Linked DNA regions of Homo sapiens: region 2 is linked to region 1. Evidence: chromatin contacts called from ENCODE Hi-C or POLR2A ChIA-PET data. All regions are on one chromosome and are shown on one strand. The core of a region is the stretch at or near the end of the contact, and the rest is flanking DNA. Distances in the headings are between cores, read along the strand shown. Region 1 holds the start of SCAPER (S-phase cyclin A associated protein in the ER). Region 2 overlaps TMEM266 (transmembrane protein 266).

The links. A loop is a pair of places that touch in the nucleus more often than their neighbours do. ChIA-PET counts read pairs that join two places held with the same protein, here RNA polymerase II (POLR2A). Pooled maps may share reads with other maps.
Region 2: a loop to region 1 is called in a pooled map, with 10 times the contacts of the local background. The contact joins the enhancer-like site here to the promoter of SCAPER in region 1. A Hi-C loop is called at or near these places in 3 of 50 pooled maps. POLR2A ChIA-PET finds 5 or more read pairs at or near these places in 2 of 52 experiments (H1 and activated CD4-positive, alpha-beta T cell).

Annotation. Positions count from the first base shown.
Region 1 is chr15:76,900,073-76,906,696 of GRCh38, forward strand. SCAPER (S-phase cyclin A associated protein in the ER) reads right to left here and starts at 5,268. Exons shown (of 32, transcript NM_020843.4): 1 at 5,227-5,268. RefSeq lists silencers at 4,844-4,923, 4,944-5,053, 5,064-5,373 and an enhancer at 5,114-5,614.
Region 2 is chr15:76,172,275-76,179,559 of GRCh38, forward strand. TMEM266 (transmembrane protein 266) reads left to right here. Exons shown (of 11, transcript NM_152335.5): 8 at 3,285-3,400. LOC101929439 (a long non-coding RNA gene) reads right to left here. Exons shown (of 3, transcript NR_120360.1): 2 at 6,272-6,510; 3 at 2,617-4,196. Among named protein-coding and RNA genes, the nearest start is that of TMEM266, 120 kb to the left of the region's middle. Within about 2 kb of position 5,522, at least 6 of the 41 ENCODE cell types and tissues checked have a DNase peak (open chromatin) inside an H3K27ac peak, as active enhancers do.

The DNA of each region.
Region 1 (6,624 bases), core at 4,018-6,517:
TCAACTCAGGGTTAAATGGATTAAGGGCGGCGCAAGATGTGCTTTGTTAAACAGATGCTTGAAGGCAGCATGCTCGTTAAGAGTCATCACCACTCCCTAATCTCAAGTACCCAGGGACACAAACAGGGCCGAAGGCCGCAGGGACCTCTGCCTAGGAAAACCAGAGACCTTTGTTCTCGTGTTTATCTGCTGACCTTCTCTCCACTATTATCCTATGACCCTGCCACATCCCCCTCTCTGAGAAACACCCAAGAATGATCAATAAATACTAAAAAAAAAAAAAAAAAAGACAAAAATAAATAAATACATACATACATACAAAAAAAAATATGGATATGGCAAAATATTGACAGTGGTACTCAAATGAAATTTGAGAAACTCAGGGCTGCAAAAAAACAGTGGCCAAGCAGAAAGTGGAGCACCCAAAAAAACAAAGAATAAAGGTGGTAAACAGGGAATGAACACTAGGTCTGGTTGAGCACAAAGTGTCTGAACAAGTTCCTGCCTTGTTCAGAACTGAAGTCTCACTTGTCTTATTCTGCCCTGCAATCCCGGAATATCTGTGGAGATGCCTAAGAATCCTAGAGATGGAAATGTAAAGATGGGCTCAAGTGCCAGAAAAGGCATATCTTTTCTTTATCCAAGTTTGGGTACACAGGTTGTAAAAGAGCAAGGAGTAAATGGCAGACCCAAAGCAGTGAGAAGCCTGCTGGTAGCACTACTCCAAAATATAGGGGCCCATCTAACTGAAGCCAGAATAGTACATCTATGAATTATCCACATATTGGTCAATAAATTGTAGAAAAATTGAGGTTTGCAATCACAGTTCCTCTCCAGGGTTCACAAAGTCTGTCACCCATGTTTTTGCCTTTTCCAACATTTAAGAAAATCTGAGTATTTGCCTTTCTGAGTCTGATACTTTAATGTTGTCACAGGCATACTCAAAAACTACTGTTCACATTTTTGCTAATTGAAAAATATGTGTATTATGGTAAAAATGAGTAGTTTGTAGCCAGGTGTGGTGGCACCCGCCTGTAGTCCCAGCTACTCAGGAGGCTGAGGCAGGAGAATCGCTGGAACCCAGGAGGCAGAGGTTGCAGTAAGCTGAGATCGCACCACTGCACTCCAGCCTGGGGGACAGAGCAAGACGCCGTCTCAAAAGAAAAAAAGAGTAATTTGAAGAGCAATATAGACATTTTATAATTCTAAATTGTTTAATAAGATTTTCAATTCTGATTACTTCTATATATACTGCCATGAATATGTCAACCAAGTTATTTATTTTATCTCATGAATGTGGCATGCTCAATTGAAAATACTGAAACTCTCTCTCTTTTCCAATACTGTATTAAAAGCAGGCCTAATGCATACTAAAATCTTGACAAATTAAATATGATGTCTGAAACCTGCTTCAAAACAATTTAGTGAGGAGGTAACTTTTATGAAATAATATTGCTCATGTATAATATATAGCTAATTTTTGAAATAGATTGATACATAGCAGTTCATCATACTATTCTCTTTTGCGTATGTTTCAAAACATAAAATGAACGTATTACTTTAAGAAGTTATCATTTTAGCAAAACTTTATGAAATCTTTAGTGTTTCATGTCATAGAAGAAAAAGTCTTTCCATAAATAATTTCTAATAATTTTTTTTTTTTTTGAGACGGAGTCTCGCTCTGTTGTTCAGGCTGCAGTGCAGTGGCACGATCTCAGCTCACTGCAACCTCCACCTCCCGGATTCAAGCGATTCTCCTGCCTCAGCCTCCTGAGTAGCTGGGACTACAAGCATGAGCCACCACCTCCAGCTAATTTTTTGTATTTTTAGTAGACACAGGGTTTCACCGTGTTAGCCAGGATGGTCTCGATCTCCTGACCTTGTGATCTGCCCACCTCAGCCTCCCAAAGTGCTAGGATTACAGGCATGAGCCACCGTACCCAGCCTCTAATAATTTTTAAGACTAGCTCCATCATTGGACTCCAGATCTTTTCACTCTTTATATTTCACAAGACCCATAGCCAATCAGTGAAAGCCAAACATGTTTGTGAAAAAGGTTAGCTACAAATGCACCATGGAATACTATGCAGCCATAAAAAAGAACAAAATCATGCCCTCTGCAGCAACACGGATAGAGCTGGAGACCAATGTCCTAAGTGACTTAACATGAGAAAAGAAAACCAAATACTGTGTGTTCTCTCTTATAAGTGGGAATTAAACACAGAATATGTGATTGTAAAAGTCACAAACAACAGGCACTAGGGATCACTAGGCCAAGGGGAGCATGGGCTGAAAGACCACCTGTTGTGTACTATGCTTATGGCCTGTGTGATGGGATAATTGGGACCCCAAGCATCGGCATCAATTTACCCATGTAACAAATCTACACATGTACCCTCTACTATATAAGTTGAATTTTTTTTTAAAAAAAGGTTACCATCCAGCAGAAACTGCAAACAGAATTTTATTAATGATTTAATTTTTGCTATGCCAGCCATTTACAGTTTTCTCTTCTACAATTTCAGAAATGCCAATTCCACAATGGATATCAGATTGTACCCTTACAGAGAATTCTATTAAACTTCCCCCTAAATAATACCCCCACTTTCTAAGTGTTTAAATAACATTCACATGTGATTCCCAAAGAAGTTGTTTATCCTTTAAAACTAGTCTGGGCTGTGGTCAGGTATGAAAGTGAAAGAGGCCAGGTGCAGTGGCGCACGCCTGTAATCCCAGCACTTTGGGAGGCCGAGGTGGGTGGATCATCTGAGGTCAGGAGTTTGAGACCAGCATGGCCAACATGGTGAAACCCGGTCTCTACTAAAAATACAAAAAAAAATTAGCCAGGCATGGTGGTGAGTGCCTGTAGTTCCAGCTACTCAGGAAGCTGAGGCAGGAAAATCGCTTGAACTTGGGAGGTGGAGTTTGCAGTGAGCCAAGATTGCGCCACTGCACTCCAGCCTGGGTGACAGAGTGAGACTCGGTTTCAAAAAAAAAAAAAAGAAAGTGAAAGAAATGACAGAATCTCAAGTCCCTTCATCTTACTTATCTTTAAAACATTCCTGCAGCTAAATGAAGACATTAATGACCTTAATATCAATCTTTTAGGAGTTCTTAAAATACCTATGAAGCACCAATGGCAAACATTTTTAAAGTCTGTTTAGAATACTATATCCTTTGGACCAGTCACCAAAATTTATTTATAAACACATTTGTACAGTACTGCTGATTACACTTCCATGGTTATTTGACCTGAACAACCAAGTGATTAACCATAATGCTATGGTCTGCATGTTTGTGTTCTTCAAAATTCTTGTGGAAATCCTAGTTTCCAAGGTCATATCAGGAGGTGGGGCCTTTGGGAGATGACTGTATTATGAAAGCAGAACCTTAATGAATGGGATAAATTCCCTTATAAGAGGCCAGAGAGAGACCCCTTCACCCTTGCACCATGTAAGGAGACAGCTAGAGGGTGCCATCTATTAACCAGAAAGCAGGCTATCACCAAACACTGAATCATCAGACATCTTGATCTAGGACTTCCCAGCCTCCAAAACTGCAAGAAATGAATTTCTGTTGTTTATAAGCCACTCAGTCTGAGGTATTTTGCTATACCAGACCCAAATGGACCAAAGACACATAGAGTATATTTTTAATGCAGCTCAAGGGAGTGTGGAGAAAGAAGGAAAAGAGCATTTGTTGAGGGCTTACCATGGGCTAGGAACAGTTCTCAATACTTTACAGACACCTAATTTATTACTATCAACAAAATTATGAGGTGGATATTATTCCTACTTTACAGATAAGAAAGGCTCAGAAAAATTAATTTGCCAAAAACAAGGGTTGGGGCTGAGATTCAAACTCAAAACAGTCTGCCTTCAAAGCCATCAGATTACTTCTCCCACAGACAACCTTCCAAATCACATTAAAACTTGACTCTTTGATTGATTAAAAATATTAATTCTTTAGTGGATATCATTCTTCAAGTGGCATAAATCATCTGCAACCAACAAACTTTGAGGAAAAGTCATAGTTAACAGAAATAACAGAAGGGAAAGAGCACCAGTATAGGCCAGAGTGGGACAGTGGTCAGACTACCAACCTTAGGTCAGAAAACTTAACCCCAGATTTACCACTCACCAGCTGGTGATCTAAGGCAAGTAATAACCTTTTGAGCCCCCGTTTCTCCATTCATAAAATAAGTATTACTCCTAGCCCATCCATCCTTCTACCAGATTATTTATGAAGATGAAAAGTTAATGATGAAATTAATCCATAAACTAAGACAAACTATAATTCATATAAGGAATTAGTATCTGTTCGGTAAAATGACTATTAATGAATAGCTATTTTCATGGAAAATAACTTGTCACAACTAGAATAAGAGATGCAGTCCACCAGCAACAGGAAGCTGCTCACAAACAGGCGGCCTCATCTCAGCTGGGGCCCCCTTAACAGCAGCAGGTGTTGCTTACAGGACCAGTTTTGTGCCTGCTTTCTAACAATCCCGTTCCTCCCTGGTGCCGTTCCCACGAACGCGCCTGGAAAACGGTGTAGAGGAAAGGCGCCAAGGAAGTGCTGTTTTGGAAAAGAGCAGCAACAGAGGCAGGAGGCTGGGTCCCACTACTCCCAGGTGCGAGAGGCTCTTCGCCCCTCCAGGCCTCAGCGCACGCATCTGGAAGACGGAGAGGCCATTCCTGCCCCGTTTCCTGGGCAGAGCTAAGATCAGAGTACAGGGAAAGCATGGTAAACCCCGCTGGGAATGACAGATGACGAAGACGATCACCTGTCAAACGAAGGGAGGCTCCTCCAGGGGCCCCTCGCATTTAGACATTCCAGAAGCCTCGTCACCCGCGGCCGGGGCTGCCCCCAAGTGAGGTGACGCGGCAGCCCCCCACTCACCCCTCAGACCGCGTAGTGTGCGGGGTCTCACGTCCCTCACACCCCAGATGAGCCCGCAGGGCAGGGCCCGGACGCGGCTCACCCCAGCCCCCGTCCCGAGGCCTCCGAGGCCGACCTCCGAGCCCTCCCCAGGCGACCGCGGCTCCCCTCCCCCAGCAACGATCCCTGCCCCGCTCAACTCGCACTCCCAGGTGAGGGGAGGGGGTGAAAGGGCGTACCCCGCCGCCATTTTGTCCCCTGGTCCCCGCAAGGCATTCAGACGGCCCGCGCCCCAACCCGGACCCGCCCGGGTCTGCGCTACGCACGCCCCTCGCGGACACTCACCCCCGACCGCCCTGCTTAGTTCGGGGCGGCTCAAAGCGTCCCGCCGGGAAAGGGGCGTGACGGGGCGGGGCAGGGAGGCCTCGGAGAGGCGGGGTGGCTTCCCGGCGCACCACGTGATCTCAGCCGCTGCCGCGCCGCTCCCGGCTGCAAGATCTGTGTTGTCCGCGCGCAGGCGCACGCCCGTTCGCGCCGTTGGGGCGCCCAGGCGGGAGGTGTGAGGGTTGATTTGGTTCGATGTCCCGGCGCGGCGTTTCCGAAGCTGTTTCTTTTCCTAGGTTAAGCTTACACCGCCGCTTTTGGCCACACAGGTCTTTCTCGTACTCAATCTCTTCCCTCCTCCTGCCTTATCACCACAGTCAATCCACAGATTAAGGACTTAGAGACGCGCCTCACAGAAATCTGTGCTGGCGAAAGCACTTGACAGGAGCACGCTGGGCTGCGCTGAACACAACTAGGCCTCCGAGAAGCTTTATCAGGGCCCTTCTGTGTGCCAGGCTTGGAAGGTCGAAGTACAGAGACCTAACAAATACGTTTCATCTACTTCAAAGACAAACATATGATGAATTAAATACTTTAACGTTTAAATCAGTCTGAACAAAATAGAAAAAAGATTCAATGCAGACTGTAATTATCAAACGAATATTCACCGTCCCTTTTCATCCAGCTGGGAAACAGCTCTTTACCCTTCCCTCTCCCTCCCCACCCGCAGTAGGCGGGAAGTCCTGGACTCACAAGCGTTGTGGGGGCAGGAACCATATGGCTATGTTCTGGCTCCCCTTCTCTCTTGCCTTCTTAGAAAACTCGCTTTTTCATTTATTCAGCAAATGTTTATTGACCACATACTATATATCAGATGGTATTCTAGATGCTTGGAGTTAATACGTGAGCAAAATAAACAGAAATCTCTAAAAAACCTCCGGCTTCTTGGAGCAGGGTGAAACCAGGCAAGTGTTACATCAAGTTTAGCCAAAAGCTGTGTCCTTACATATTTTAAGTTCAGCCTGAAGGTTTCTCCGTAAATAGTAAACTATAACCTAAATGGAGGTGTAAATACACTGCAACCTACTCTTGCGCCAATCACCAAGTTTTGGCCAAAGACGGCCAACTGTTCAAACCGTGTTCAAATAAGGTAAACGTCTAGCTATAACCATTCTGGCTGTTTCCCTACCTCACTTTTCTTTCTCTGTCTATAAACCTTTTTCCACCATGTGGCTCTGCGGGAGTCTGTATGAACCTACTCTGGCTCAGGAGGCTGCCTGATTCGGGAATAATTCTTTGCTCAAACTCTGTTTAATTTGGCTAATATTTTGCTTTTAACACAAGAAATAGTAAACACAATAAATAAGTAAATTATATAACATGATAAGCACTACAGTTAACAAAATGAGTAGGATAAGG
Region 2 (7,285 bases), core at 4,272-6,771, 730 kb before region 1:
GGGCCTCACAGCCCACCTACTTGCCTTCTCCCTTGCCCTCTGAGGCACCTCTAAGAAACTGCCAGGCCTTCTGGAGCACGGTTTTAAAACCACTGGGATAGATGCTATGGTCTTTTCCAGCCCTGAATTTTGATTGCAGATGATAAAAATTGAAGCCATGAGAATATTCCGCCAGCATTTGCCACGCAGGTGCAAGGCAGAAGCTGTCACCCTCAGGGTGGGCTCCCTCTCCCTGGGCCTCACCCTATGTTCCACCCTGCGAACACTGTGGGATTTGGTCCTGATGAAGATGCTGCCATCTTGTCAGGGATCCCCCAGTAGGGAATCTTCATCAAACTGGAATGTGTTTGGGTCTCACTTCAGAAGCCTTCGGAAGGCTGGGAAGGCTCTGGGAGATCACCTGGTTCACTCCCCTCATTTGACAGATGGGGAAACTGAGGCCAAGAAGGATGAGGGTCACATAGTGAATCAGGCTCAGAACCAGAAGTGGAGCCTAAGACCCCTGACACCCACCAGCGCTCTTTCGGCTGCTCACTCCCTGCAGTCTGCTCAGGGCCCTGTTCTTGGCTCTGTCCATGAGAACATCCACCCCCGCTCGGGGCAGGATCAGCGCCTTCTGGGTCTTTCTTCCAGCTGTGAACAGCCGCACACCCTCACACTAATGGATTTTGAGAGCCCCCTTTGTGACGCTCTTCCCAGCTGTCCCGCCCTTTTCCTGACACATCAGGCATCACGGAGCTACCGGGAGCCTCAGGAGAGAGACGTGCTGGTGAACAGATGGGCGTTAATTTGCTACTCTTGCAAATTAACCCTGGGTGTGAACTGGCTTCAGCAGAGATTTGAGGAGGCAGCGGCATCTTGGGGCGGCCTCTGGACCTGGAGATGGGTCTCAGGGACACGTGGCCGGTCCTCAAGCAGAAAAGTCCCAATGTCTCTTCTCTGCTGATTCCTGCAACAGCCAGGAAACATCTGGAGGTGCAGAGGCTGTGGGTGGAAAGGAGACTTGGAGAGAGGAAATGTGGAGGGTTCTAGAAATCAGGGGCAAGAGAGGCATGTGACCGAGGCTTCTGAAGAGTCAGGAAGGGCTGGGTTTCGAGGGGTGCGGGAACAGTGTGAGGAGAAAGGCTGTGTTAAAGTCAGGAGTGGACACTGAGACTTCCAGGAGCCCAGAGCTACTCTGAACCCACAGAACCACCAAGGGAGGTGTCCGTGGGACTACTGCTGGCTGGTGGAGCACAGGGCCCTCAACCTCAGAGGCCAGGCTTTCTCTTCTGGGTCTCACTATATCAGTTATAAATAGGATCATCTGAGTAACAGAGACTCAGAATAACAGTGTCTTAACACAGAAGCGTATTTCATTCACGTGAAAGTCTGCAGGCCAGGCATGGTGGCTCATGCCTGTAATCCCAGCATTTTGGGAGGCTGAGGCAGGCAGATCACCTGAGGGCAGGAGTTTGAGGCCAGCCTGGTCAACCCTGTGAAACCCCGTCTCTACTAAAAATATAAAAATTAGCTGAGTGTGGTGATGCACGCCTGTAATCCTAGCTACTGGGGAGGCTGAGGCATGAGAATCGCTTGAACCCAGGAGGTAGGGGTTGCAGTGAGCTGAGATCATGTCACTGCACTCCAGCCTGGGTGACAGGGTGAGACTCGGTCTCAAAAAAAAATAAAAAAAAAAAAAAGAGGTCTGTGGGAAGGTGGTCCAAGACAGATATGGCCTTGACTACAGTCACTTACTCCCTGTAGTCAAGAGCCCAGGCTCCTTCTGTTTTTCTGTTTTGTTGCTCTGCTGCACTTAGCCTACTTTTCAAAGCCACCTCATGGTCCAAGATGGCTGCTTCCGTGCCAACTATCACATCCTCATCCTAGCCAAGAAGGAGGAAGGGAAGAGGATAAAGAGGCAAAAGGAAGGCCCACTGCCTTCTCATTTTAAACATCTTCATCCAAATATAATTCACATGCCGTAAAATCCACCCATTTAAAGTCCACAATTCAGCCAGGCATGGTAGCTCATGCCTGTAATTCCAGCACTTTGGGAGGCTGAGGCGGGTGGATCACTAGAGGTCAGGAGTTTGAGACCAGCCTGGCCAACGTGGTGAAATCCCATCTCTACTAAAAATACAAAAATTAGCCAGGCGTGGTGGCGGGTGCCTGTAATCCCAGCTGCTCGGGAGGCTGAGGCTGGAGAATCACTTGAACTTGGGAGACGGAGGTTGCAATGAGCTGAGATCGCCCACTGCACTCCAGCCTGGGTGACAGCAAGATTCCATCTCAAAATAAAAGTTCACAATTCAGTGGTTTCTAGTATATTCAGAGTTCTGCAGCCATCACCAAAAAATCTAAGTCTGGAGTGTTTTCATGACTCCAAAGAGAAAGCCTACACTCATCAGAGTCACTTCCCATGTCCACCTCAGCCCTAGGCAAGCACTAAGCTGCTTTCCATCTCTATAGAGTTGCCTGTTCTGTTCCATTACATTTCATATAAATGGAATCATGTGACGTGGTTTTTCTCTGCTGGCCACTCTGATTTAGCATCATGTGTTTGAGGCTCATCTGTGTTGTGGCTGGTGGCGGGACTGCACCCCTTTTCATTGCCAAGTAGTACTCCACTGCATGGCTAGACCACAGTTTATTCACGCATTCATCGGCTGATGAACATTTGGGTTATGTCTACTTTTTGACTGTTAGGAATAATGCTGTTATGAATGCTCATGTGCGAGTTTTGTGTAGACACATGTTTTCCTTCCCCTAAGGTACCTAGGAATGGAGTTTCTGGGTCATATGGTCACTCTCTGTTTAACACTCTGAAAAACGGACAAACCGTTTCCCTAAGTGGTTGCCCCGTTTTCCTTTCCGCCAGTGTGTGCAGGCTCCAGGGCCGCCCCATCCTCACTGGCCCCAGCTCCTTTGTGAAGAAGGCTCCTGCAGCTGCTGCATGCCACCTCCACTAGCATCCTATGGTCCAGAAGGTGGTCTTGTGGCCACCCATAGCTGCAAAGGAGGCTGGAAAATAGTCTTTATTCCAGGCAGCTGTGCACACAGCCCAAAAGTATGGGTTCTAGCACTATGGAAAACAGGAAAACAGCTACCCTGGACACCATGAGCGAAGGCTGTGGCCCTCTGTACTTTCTGGATGCTCTCGGGTACCTGGACATTTCCCCTTCTAGATCCACAGAAATGGCCCAGGGCCTCGAACCTGCTGCTGCCTGAATGCTGGGCCCGCCCTTCCCTAGTCCAAGCCCTGCCACTGCTGAATTCTTTACAGGGCTGTCTCTGTCTTCCAGCCTACGTCCTGCCAGTGAAGCTGGAGATGGAGATGGTTATCCAGCAGTACGAGAAGGCCAAGGTCATCCAAGACGAGCAGCTGGAGAGGCTGACGCAGATCTGTCAGGAGCAAGGGGTAATGCACTGCCACTTTCGGCTCTGTCCGTGGTCTTGCTGGGGACACTGGTAGTGCCTAAAGCCATGGGTTGCTAGAGCTGCAGGGGCACCAGAGGTCAGGGAGTTCCTCCAGCCCCTTGTTGGACTCATGGGGAACCTGAAGCCCAGAGAAGGGGACACATCTCCAGGTTCACTGATGTATAGCCCAGCCAGGCATGGACTCAACCCTGACTCCCAGGCCAGGGTTCTTTCCACTGTAGCACGGTGACTCTTCAGCTCCCCAACCTGAGTCTGCCAAGTCGCCCCCTCAGTTCATCAGAGTCTTCTCGGAGACATGGTCGGTCTCTAAAGCCAGTCGCTAATTCTGTCTGCTGAGGGTTGCTGGGCACCATGGTATGCCCATTGCCACGCGGGACGCCCAGGGCCCCAGAAAGATGCTAGCGGTGCTCTCTACCCTCCAGGAGATGTGATGCAGACTCAGAGAGGCAGGTGGTGGGCCCTGCAAGGATGGGCTCAGCAGAGGCAAGGGGGACTGGCAGCTGGGCCAGGGGCACCCTGTCGGGAATCCAGAGACCTGCATTCAAGGCCTAGCCCTGCTGCTCCCACCCCGCCGGACTCCGGCCAAGTTGGGCCACCCCTCTGCCCTCAGTTCCTTCCTCTGTAAGATGAGGTGGCTGCTCCCATGTGAGTGGGACAGAGGAGTTCAGAGGAGGGGGATTGGGGTACTCAGGAGGGGGTGGCTGCTGGATCCCGCAGCAAGGCTGAGAGCTCTGTAGAAGTGCAGCTCGGTGTGCAGGGAAGGGTCCGGTCCCAGGCTGTAAGGTGGGAATGCTACTGAGGGGACTGGCAAGGTGGTGGGAATGTGGGGGATGGTCCAAATGACATGCATGGTCATTCCCATTCTGCCCGATGGATTCTGGGGAGAGGACAGGGCCACTGCCCCCAGCTGCGCAAGCCAGAGACGCTAAGCCTGTGGCTCTCTGTGCCCAGGGCCAGGCGAGTTCTTCACGGGCTGTCTTCCAGCCCATGTCCTGCCAGTGAAAGTGGAGGAATGCCCGTGGCCGCATATTGATGTGGGCACTGAGCCCTTCTGGCTTGCAGTGCGGTGAGGATGGGCACCCCTGGGCTCCCTATTCCTCCCCCATTGCTGGGTGCCCAGGCAGTCTCCAAGGTGGCCTCAGGGTTGAGGTCTCATGTGGCGTACAGGCCTGCTATGTGTCTGCCCGTCCTATCGACCTCCTCTCTCATGTGTCTGGTGCATAAACACCCCGACTGTGCCAAGTGGAGTCACCTGTCATTTTGACAAGCCCTGTGCCATGCCACCTCTTGGGTTTTGGTTGCGCTGTGCCCCTTGCCTGAATCCCCGCCCCTTGCAAGCTCTGTCTGTCTAATTCAAGTCCTAGCCTCTCTACAGAGCATGTTCCCCCCGCCAGTAGCCTCTGCACCTCCTCCCCCAGCCCTGCAGCAGCCCTCACTTGTCCACATTCACAGGGCACTGGGCACTCACTGCCATGGTCAGTGCTCCTTTATGCCTGGGGCAGCTCTTCCCGCTGAAATAGATGCCCCCTGAAGGCAAGCCTTAGTCCAACTCACATCCGGCCCCAGCCAGCACTCCGCGCGTTGTAGGTCTTGGTCAATGTGTGTTCAGTGTATGTCGTGGGTCTTGGTAAATGTGTATTCTGTTGCGGGTCTTGGTAAATGCATATTCACTGTACCTGTTGGCTCCTCGACCAACCCCAGCCTCTCACAGTTTTGGGGTGGGGGACACGTCTGTGGAATGTCACAACAAAGTGATCCTGGGAAATGTCCCCACAGGAACACGCACACAGTGTCTTCAGAATCATCCCCTCGGAATGTCTGTCAGGAAACCAATCTTTTTATCTGCTTTGGGAACACTATGACCTTTTGTTTCGCACAGAATGCCTATGCGTGACAAGAGGGGTCATCAGGGGACATGGCCCTCAGGGGCACGTTGTCCAAGGTGTCCCGAGAGCAGGGCAGGCTATGGAATCCTAGACTAGGAAGAGAAGCATTCCCTTCCTGAGGAGCTGGCATCAGCTTCATTCATTCTCTTGCCATATCGCGTGGTTAGCCAGCACCGTCCAGAGCTGCTCTGTGCTGGGCTTGTGCCGGGCATGTGGATGCCGCCTAGGACAGGGTGTGACCCTCGTCCTCACGGGGCTCTGGGTGACTCAGGGGGTTTGGCAGCCCATAAATAGGCAGTGGAAATCTGGTGCAATGCCTGTATCACATGGGCACGTCCCGGGCTCTGCAGGCCAGGATGGGGAAGGCTTTCCAGAGGAGCTGATGTGGAGCAGAGCCCTGGGGAGAAGGCTGCCAGGCAGAGGGAACAGTGTGGGGTGTGCGAGTGGGTGCAGTGCCCCCGGGGTTCGGGGCCATTTAGAGGGTGAGCAGAGGGAGGCAGTAGGATTGGGGACAGGCTTGGGAAGGGGCTCTGTGGCTGACCAGAGAGTTTGGGCTTTATCCTGCTGGGACAGAGGAAGCCTGGAGGATTAAAAGCAGGACTGGGGGATCTGCTCAGATGTGAGTTGTTGATGGAGCCTTCTGGCTGCCGTTGGAGGCTGGATGGAGAGGGCAGGGTGGAGACAGGAAGACTGGGGACAGAGGCTGGAGAAGAAGGTGAGAGAAGCTGGGCTTTAGGCAGAGGGGGCTGCAGGGAAGTGGGGAAAGTAAAGTGCAGGGTGTCATCCAGAAAGCGACTGGAAGCCGATCAGGCAGTTCTCATTCTGCTGTTGAACAGGAAAACAAATGCTCTACTTCACTGCAGTTGGCAACGTGAAAGACACGGACACAGGGCTGCATCCGCCCCTCATAAATTCGCAGCCTCCCAGCCCAGCAGGGAACGCGCTGACCCTGCCGCACACCTCACCTCAGCCACACATGCGCCACGTGGCCAGGAGAAAATCCTAACGGCAACCCCACCTCCCAGGGTTTCCACCATGACCTCTGTCCGGAGCCCCCCGGGGACCCCAGGTTCCTGCCGTCCTGGTTCAAGTCACCTCCACATGTGGCCTCCTTCCCGGGGGTCTCAGCCGGAGGGAGACTCCCTTGCATTCTGCACAGGAAAGAGCCAATAAATAAAGACAGATTCCCTCTAGGTAGCGACATCTGGAAAAGAGATGAACAGAAACGAACCATTTTAATTTAAAAAACACCTGAAGCCTGTCATCTTAGTTAAGACAGCAGAAAGGGCCAGACAGGCTGGACTCCCAGTGGGGCCACCGGGGAGGGTGGGGGCTGCCTGGCCAGAGGGACCAGGAGGGCAGCTCTCCTGGAGTCTGTGGTGCCCACTCCACAGAGCGAAGCAGACAGATGCCTCACTTGCAGCTGTATTTTCAGACCTGGTTTGAGACTTGACTGGGTAACAGATACCCTGGAGGAAATGAGACTGTGGGCCCTGGAATGTCAGAGATGGCTAGACCCTTGGAGACAGCAGCCCATGGAATGGTTGAGAATAGACTTGGTTCTAAATAGACTTTGAGCTGGCTTCGAACCCAGGTGTGTCTCTCTTTAGAACACTTACTGGCCTTGTGGCTTTGGGCATTAATGGGACATCTATGGGCCTTGGTTTTCCTAATCTGAAAAATGGGTGTAGTAATAGAATCCTCGAAGGATGGTGATGAGATCGTAGCCTAAAGCCTGACACATGATGGGTAGCAACTAATGGGTGTGGACCCCGAAGTCCACCAGCCCCACCACACCTGCCCCACACACCCATTTTACAAATAAGAAAACTGAGCAGTGGCAGCTCGCCTTGGGGGCACACAGCTAGTCCAGGGGGGCATAGAACCAGGTGTCCTAACTGTGAACACTGTTCTTTTCCAGCCCATCACGTTGAGCCTCCTTTTTCCTACTCATGGCACTTAGCACTCAGCAAAAACAT